Regions from separate parts of the Homo sapiens genome. Here region 2 is linked to region 1. The links are chromatin contacts, found by Hi-C or POLR2A ChIA-PET in ENCODE. All regions are on one chromosome and are shown on one strand. Each heading gives the region's core, a stretch centred on a gene start or an enhancer-like site at or near the end of the contact. The rest is flanking DNA. Distances are from core to core; before and after follow the strand shown.

Evidence for each region. Hi-C counts contacts between places; a loop is a spot of excess contacts on that map. ChIA-PET counts read pairs that join two places held with the same protein, here RNA polymerase II (POLR2A). Pooled maps may share reads with other maps.
Region 2: a loop to region 1 is called in a map of endothelial cell of umbilical vein, with 5 times the contacts of the local background. The contact joins two enhancer-like sites. A Hi-C loop is called at or near these places in 7 of 168 maps with a recorded cell type or tissue (HepG2, MCF 10A, PC-3 and 4 more) and 3 of 50 pooled maps. POLR2A ChIA-PET finds 5 or more read pairs at or near these places in 4 of 52 experiments (A673, MCF 10A, Panc1 and 1 more).

The regions. Positions count from the first base shown.
Region 1 is chr1:61,336,610-61,341,054 of GRCh38, reverse strand. All of the region lies in intron 4 of NFIA (nuclear factor I A), which reads right to left. Among named protein-coding and RNA genes, the nearest start is that of NFIA-AS1, 85 kb to the right of the region's middle. Within about 2 kb of position 2,419, at least 32 of the 41 ENCODE cell types and tissues checked have a DNase peak (open chromatin) inside an H3K27ac peak, as active enhancers do; they include A673, PC-9 and endothelial cell of umbilical vein, where a contact is called at or near this core.
Region 2 is chr1:61,130,965-61,135,069 of GRCh38, reverse strand. All of the region lies in intron 2 of NFIA (nuclear factor I A), which reads right to left. Among named protein-coding and RNA genes, the nearest start is that of NFIA, 50 kb to the right of the region's middle. Within about 2 kb of position 2,127, at least 5 of the 41 ENCODE cell types and tissues checked have a DNase peak (open chromatin) inside an H3K27ac peak, as active enhancers do; they include A673, PC-9 and endothelial cell of umbilical vein, where a contact is called at or near this core.

The DNA of each region.
Region 1 (4,445 bases), core at 1,170-3,669:
CGGTACAGATGACCCAGGTGTGGTTTGCCACTTAAAAAGTTGTTAATGTGTCAGTGTTAGATTGAGAATTTTAAAACATTCTGCTATCCACGAGATATCCTAGGAGAACAATTTCTAGAATAATGCAGAAACACAGGCTCTGGCTGAAAATTTGAGGAAAAAGAATCTTCTGAAAATTTGAGGAAAAACAATGCTCAAAACAGAGGAATGAGGTCTACTATTGGCATGCTCTTACTCTATTGGAATTACTAACTCCGTAAGGGTCACTAGAGTGGCTCTTCTAATAATTGGTTGTTAGAACATGAATTCTAAAATTGGCCCTTCTTAATTTATACACGCACACACACATGCATTTTCAATAAATTTACTGATAGTGGTCAGCTCCAAGATTGGCTCTGAGCACACAGTGAAGAACGATCAGGGGCTGAGGCTCTGTTCAATAATCGTGGTGGTTATCATTGTTGAGCATCTACTATGTGGCAGACACTAGACTATCTGTCACTTAACCCTCATTACACTCCTGAGAGGTATTCCTATTTCCAGTACTTGGACTTAGACTCAGCACACAGTTAGGACTTCATAAACATTTGCTCAATGAATAAATGATTGTAACCTAGAAGAAAACACAGCCAAGAGGGGTTAAATATTGCCCAAAGCTATAGAGTTGATAAGTTGCAAAGCTCAATTCCCCAACTCTATATCCTGTACTGTTTTACAATATCATGCTGCCATCTTGAATATAGGTTTTATACTTGACACATAGAAAGCATAACTGATGAATGACCTAGAAATAGATGAACATACGAATAGAGACCATGACAACACATTAGTATGTACATCAAGGGGTATGTTGTGTTTCTCCCCAGTTCAAATCTTTATAATAAGAGTATTCATAGTCTGGTAAATTTATCAGAAGCTTCAGCTGAGAACAGAGATCAAAACGGCCCCAAATTCTGCCATGAGAACTCTCACTGCCAGCTCTAACCAGGAAGATTGTAGGAGTATGCATGTAAGAGAAAGGACTAGACCTTCATGCAGAGCAGTGACTGAAGGATACACTAATGTCATAAGCGTATTCCTGCCATAGTTCTAATTTCAACAGCTCAGTGGTCCATGACAACAGCCAGGGCACATATCGAACACAAGGTATATGCACCTTTTAATTCATAGGGCTGAGTCGGCTGAGGACAGAGTCAGTCTAAGGGTGGGGATACTCTCACCTTACATGGCTTCATTAGGTGAGGAGGGTAGGATAGGAAAAAAATCAAGCTTGGCCACCCATACTGTGAGCTAGGATTCAGAAGAAAGCGTAGTTTGACGACAATTTCTATTACTACCAGTCCATTGCACTTGCTGCCAGCTTTACTACCCAAATATTCACCCCAAACATGTCAAGAAAATTAAAAGGAAAAAATCATACAACAAAACATCCTCCTGAACTAATTCAATTTCAATATTTATTTTGAAAATTTATTGAATTATAGTAGAGGAAGCTGGCTGAATTAAGCCAGCCAGACTGTTATTTTTCTTCCTACGAGTATGGCAATATTTATTATTTTACCTCTCTATGAGGGGTTGATTAAAACTAGAAAATGTAACATTTGCAAAGTCATAATATATTCAGAAGAAGGTGGTTCAGATAGGCAAAATAAAAATATATAGGGGCCAATCAGAATTTTCTCTTCCATAACTTAGATTTTCTTTAAAAACTACATTTGGAAATAGACATTATGATTTTTTTAAAGGGCCACCCACTCTTTTGTCTGCTCCACACTCTACCTTCACTCTAGAAGAGGTGCCATTGACTTCTACAGATATAAAATGTGTGACGTTCATTTTAAAATTACTAGTAGAGCCTGCTATTGACCATCCAATTATGCCGAGTTCCATTTATAAACATAGCTAACCACTAAGTTTATGGAGACTTTTTGTGCTGCTTTAATAGGATATTGATCGAGCACATAGTTTGAGTAGACTGCCATTGAATTGTGTAATGGCAAACAAAAGGCAAGGTCACGGCAACTGTTCATGCTAGGGCTGCAATCTATTTTTTATTATATTCTTTTTGTTTCTTCCTTTAATGCTCGAGCCCAAATGGTTTCTTTTGAAAGAAGATCTTGCTTAAGAATATAAGCTATTTTAAAAATTAATTTCCATGCAATGATCACAGCTATCGTGTTACTTAACACAGGAAAACCAACAGGCCACTAGTTTAGAAAGAAAGTTTTAAATCTATCCCACTTTAATTAAGATCTAAAGTACTGCGAATGTTTAAATGGCACCCCAAATGACTGGATGTCTGGAATTTCTTATCCTACACCCATTTCCTCATTAGTCCTTCTGTGCAAGAACATTTTGTATTTTCAAGTTTGGGCTTGTTCCTACCCAAGAGTTTCGTTTTCTTGTTGTGCCTTGTAGCCGAGTTCATTCTGTCTTAGAAGTTCCACCATGTCAGGTTAGAATATTGCCAATAGTTCTTACTAAATTACTAGCCTGAAAATCTAAGCATCTGAATATGGGTACTTGAAAACGTAACAAGGACCCAGAGACTTCAAAAAGAACTTTAGAAATGAACTGCAATTTGGATGTTAATGACAATTCCTGTGTGAAAATATAGAAAGAGCGCACATTTCTAAGGCAGAAAACAGCCACTAGGGTGCCACCTCATGCCAGGCTGAGGCATATGCCTGGTTCCATTCACTCCCACTCTCCATTGACAAACAACTCAGGAATCCTGTAGTGGACCCGGCAGCTGAGCTTTGTGGCAGAGCCAGGACAATTCAGCTGCCGGATTTTAATAGATTCTGCAGCACTGCAACAGGAACCAAAAATCAGTCCGGGTAACTGAGAGTGGTTTTCACACCCAAAGACTCTAAGGCTGGCCACAGTGTACTGAGAATCCTGGCTTTTCAAAATTCCAGGGCCATGAAGTCATCCTTAGCCACGAAGTTTACTTAACCCTTGCAGCCGGCTTGGGTGTACAAACCGCCGCTAGAAAATTAGAGCCCACCAGGCCAGAGTCACAATGGCCTGTGTGTATTTGCGGTTTTCCTCTTTCCCAGTGAAGTAGTTAGGGTTTCGAAGTCACTCCACCAACTTCAAGTAAAATAGAGTCAGCAATTTGGAAGGAAATGGGCAGAAGTAGTGGATTTTTCAGGAGAACTTTCTGGGTTCCTACCAGGAGTGATATTTGACAGCCTTAGCACTCATACTTTGAGGAAAACACTAGCGCAAAATAAACAAAAGAGTGGGTGCTGACAGAGAGAGCTATCTAAGCAGCATCACTTAGCAGCTAGTAGAGTGGGCTCTCTTTGTAGCAACTTCAAGGGAAAGAGACCAATCTAAAAATGCCTTGAGAAGGCTTTGTTTGAAAATGCAGCATCATGTAAGAGCCATTTCAACAGATGGTTCTTGTCTCTTTCCTCATAGTATTATGCTAAAACAACTTTAGTGATTCTGAACCACATTGTTAACACTTGTAAAACCCCCTTCCCCAAAGCAGAGAATACTTCTCTCTCTCTCTCTGGCACAGCATCTAGTGGTCTGTATTTTCCTCCTCCCCTGGAACAAGGCAATAAATAATTGAGCTACTTTCAGATGGTCCTACCACATGGGGGAAAAACTAGCAAGAGAACAAATATAGATTTTTATGCTACAGTATTTTCTTTGCCATGGAAGCAGAACTTTCCATTCTTGCCTTTCGTGGACTTTAGATGATAATGAAAAAAAAAATTAAAAGGTGGTAGGCAGGAGGCAAGGAGGAAAGGGGAGTTCACGGAAGATTGCAGCTTCAGTTGGCCAGCAGGAGTCCCTGATTCCAACAGGTTCATGTATCTGATCAGTATAATTCAATGGCAAGCATCCTTGTTGCCTCATCCCTCACCTCTGAATTTGTGAGGCTAAGCCAGCAGCTTTCTCCTGAGTTTCTCTGCCATTGCCACCTTGGTAGTAACGCTATTAAAAACAACACACTTAGGACATAGTTATTTCAGTGAATCCACATGAGGAAATACTGAAATAGCACCTCCCTCCTCTCTTACATTTAAAAGGAAGAAAATGAAAAACAAAAACTAACTGGAAACCTAGTGTAAGTAAATATTTGTATTAGCAAATTTAAAAATCGAATACTAAAGATCCAGAAAGGGAGAAAAATCTCAACCTAAGCCATCATTAATGATGACTGTGAAATTTTCAGCCCATGTAAGTAGTCATAATTAGGTATAATTGCAGGGGACTGGATGGGGCTGGGATAGATAACAGAAGGTTAAGAAGAAATCTGCAAAACAGTCAGAGATTGTAGGACACTGAGACCATCAAAAACATCTAAGTGAAAGGCATAACTATGGAGAGAGTAAAAAGATCAGTGGTGGGGAGTGGGAGGTAATGAATAGGTGGAGAACAGGAGATATTTAGGGCAGTAAAACTATTCCATATGATACCATAAT
Region 2 (4,105 bases), core at 878-3,377, 210 kb after region 1:
AGAATTCTGATAGAAAAAATAAATGTGGGAAAAGAATGGGTGTAAAGCCTCGAGTTGTTCCAAAAATAAAAAGTAATTGTCCTAATGACGCCATCTTTTCTCTTTGTCAATACCATTCTATTTTCTTTTCAGTTGCTATCTTCTTCTCTTCCAGATGTGCAACTCTGGGACATATTATTATTACAACACATAAGCATATGCATATATACACTTGTTTAAAAAAATTTGTTTTTATTTATGATAATAGAGACAGGGTCTCCCTATGTTGCCCAGGCCTGTCTTGAACTCCTGGACTCAAACAATCCTCCCACCTCAGCCTTTCGATGTGCTGGGATTACAAGCATCAGTAACCTCATCCAGCCTAAAAAGTAAATTATAGCTAATTCTACGACACAGACTTTAGTTTACTATGTTAAAATGCATGATTATCAATCCACCATAATAACAACTAATAAATACTTCAACTTAGTCATCAATCTTAAGAGTGGTCATAACTAAAAGACTCTAAGTCATATGTTATAGCCTGTATAGTTCAAACAGGTAAGAAAGTTCATGAGACATGTAAGCAAGATTTCTGAGTCCCACAGAGTAACATGGACATGAGAAAACAGCAGACCCCGCTTTCCACTACAGCCTGACTCACCACCTTTTACTGATTTACTGGAGGTAATGGAATACAGAGGCTTAGTAAGAACAGAGGAGAGCTGTGCATAATGGGATTTAAATAATCTGATTTTCCTAAGAAAAGAAATTGAGAAGCAAAGAGATAAAGGATTTTCTGTACACACACACACACACACACACACACACACACACACACACACTCACACACACAGTCTGTAAAGCACCCTGTAGTTTCCAAAGCATTTTTGTATCCCTCAGATATCATTTAATCATCAAAAAAACCCACAAAAGGCAAGGAGAGCAGATACTATTATTCCTCTTTTTGTTTTTTGTTTTTGAGACAGAGTCTTGCACCGTCACCCAGGCTGGAGTGCTCACTGTAACCTCTGCCTCCTGGATTCAAGCGATTCTCCTGCCTCAGCCTCCTGAGTAGCTGGGATTACAGGCATGCACCACCACGCCCGGCTAATTTTTGTATTTTTAGTTAGAGAGATGGGGTTTCACCATGTTGGCCAGGCTGGTCTGGATCCACCCCCTCAGCCTCCCAAAGTGCTAGGATTACAGGTGTGAGCCACCGCACCCAGCCCCTATTATTCCTTTAAGAGACAGGGTCTCACTATGTTGCCCAGGCTGGAGTGCAGTGGCTATTCACAGGCACAATCGTAGCCCACTACAGCCTCAAACTCCTGGGCTCAAGTCATCCTTCCACCACAGACTCCTGAATAGCTGGGCTAGTCCCAGTTTTTTATAAAAAACAGAGGAGCAAAGAAGTTATGTGATTTCAGCAACAATATATTCTTGATTAATGGCAGTGATGGAACCAGACTCCAAGTTTTCTGAATTCTAGTCTAATGGTACCCCCACTAGGCAATGCTGTCAATTTACATTCATTTTGTTCACTCAACAAATATTTACTGAGTACCAGTTGTATGTCAGGCACTGTTCTAGACACTGGGAAAACAAAGAGTGAACAAGACTAGTAAGTTCCCTTCCTCATAAAACATTCTAGTGTACATATGCATGTATTTATAATAACTATAGTTTAATATATATGGCTTTTCATACACTTTTCTATACCAGCCAGTTTATGAGACTCATTAAAAATTAAGACCACATATAAATATTTATTATTTTTTAAGAACTGCATTCATTAGGTCAACAGAGAAAAAAAAAAACTCCAGCCACTCCCGCCTCCCTTCCTTCCTCATTCCTCCACACAGCTAGCCTTTTAAAACAATCTAAGTAAACAGCAAAGTAACATCTATTTGAGTTACACATTGGTTCACATGCTGAGAAGAAGAAAAAAAAATGCCTATAAAAGTCTTTAGAAAAAGGAGAGGTTCAAAATTATGGAGAGGGCTTTTTTACAGGATCGTTTTAAGCACACACAGGATCTTAAAGAATGCACATGGACATCTTGTTTGGAAAAAGTTTATTCTTTTTTCCTTCGTCTTTTTAATCTACACAAAGCACAGTCTTAAAAAGCCTGGGTGGGGGGGGCAGTGTCTGCTCCCCATCTCTAGGTCTGTTGCTGAATGAAAGATCGACAGGAAATTAACGCAGTGGTAGGGAGTTGCTTGCCAAGAGTGAACTCTGAAACAAAAGACCCACTATTGTGTAAGAAAATCTGACATCTATACCCTCAGCCATGTTCTAAACTTCGGTAATCCTTTAGTATGATCTATGATTTGTTATAAGTTTTTAACATGTATATCTAAAGTGTTGTGTTACTCCTCATCTTCCAACTCCTCCTGAAAAAGAAACAGATTTTAGTTTCTTTGGTTCTTTTCTTCTTCCATCCCTTTTCTCCTTAATTGTCTTTTTAGCCAGCAACAGAGTTAGTCAATGAATTCAACCAGCTTCCTTCTTTCACCAGCCATGCCAAAAGACACTATCTTTGTGGCTTAAAGGATTTCAACTGCTCCCAAGTTATCTGAACTTATGGTACTTGAGGTTTGTTGTTTTGGACTGATGTTTAAGAAAATGCTCATTTCTTGATCCATGAGTGAACCTGACATGGCGGTATTTCCTCATTTCTAACAGTTTTCATAACATTAATATCGTGAAAAGAATACTGAAACTGATGGTGGAAGTCTGTAATCTAAGAATCTAAAACTAAACCACGTCCTCCTCGGGTGGATCCAGGAAGCATGATCCATTTATGGGATGAAGTTAAAAGGGGAGATTTCTTTTAGTAATGGGAGTGGACAGGCTGGCTTGACGTTCAGTGCTGATCTCTCAGATAACTTTTCTGAGGGATTTTCCTCATTCTTTTTTGACCAAATGACATAACCAAAGCTTAGCATATCTTCAGTGCTAATCTCAACAAGCAAATTGGGTTTACTTCATTTCTACCAATTGGCTTACCTATATATAATTTTTTCTACAGAAGTGTATAAAATTTTGACCTACCAAAACACAATTATGTTCCTCTGCTATTTAAATAGGTGCCAGTAAAGCCAGGAGTAGGAACAAGTCACCAAAGTATCAGCTGTAGAGGTTTTCTGGGCACACTCCAAAAGTCTACATCTGCTTGGCAACAATTCAGTGAAGAGATATGGTTACTCTTTTAACAGTAACAGAGCTTTCCCAGGCTTCAATGTATGAAAAACAGCTTGGTCTGTATCAGAAAAAAATTCAACCAGATCTGCAAAAATCACATACTTACTATCCTGACTGATCAACTTAAAAATTATTGCCATAAATGAAACCAAAATCATTAATGACATAGTTATCATAGAGTAGCCTGTTCACATGGTTTGAGAGTCCAAGTGGGAATCTTTTTTTTTTCCTTTTCTTTTTGCAACATAAACACTTAAGCATTTAGTGATAAAATATTAAAAGCTAGAGGCTCCAGATCCAATGAGTACAAGTTGCTGATATAGCATCATATACCAAGGAAAGGTGTCAAGCATGCTAAAATATGTCTGTAGCTTAGACATTAGGGGCCCTACTCTTCCCCTAATATGCTTGCCTTGTTCCTACTGTCCACAGTTAAATGCACACATCAGCACTAAAATGCATCCCCTTAAAATCTAGGGAGGAAATTCAACACATCTATGTCAATGAACAAAGTAATTGTCACATTTATTCACTACAAACAACAGATCTAGACACTGTTTTTAATTATAACATTAATTGATCTTTTGTAATCACTAATTAGAATGATAACATCACATTTAGTTACTTTCCTAGCCAGAGTGAACTTCCAGTTGCTGGAAAATGCATCAGTGAAGAAGAGGGTGAGGTGTACAAAAAAGAAAGATTTAGCAAAAAAAAAAAAAAAAGTCATACTATTTTTTTTAAAAGAAATGTTTTACCACAGTCAAGCACATTTTATATTTTAATTAATCTTGCTTCGTGTGAAGATTTCATTTAGTCTCTTTGCAATTAGAGTTCATATTGGTATTATATAAAATGTTGCCCCACTGTTGTGAAATTAGGAACAAGGAAGACTAGATTGATGACCAGAAAAGCTACC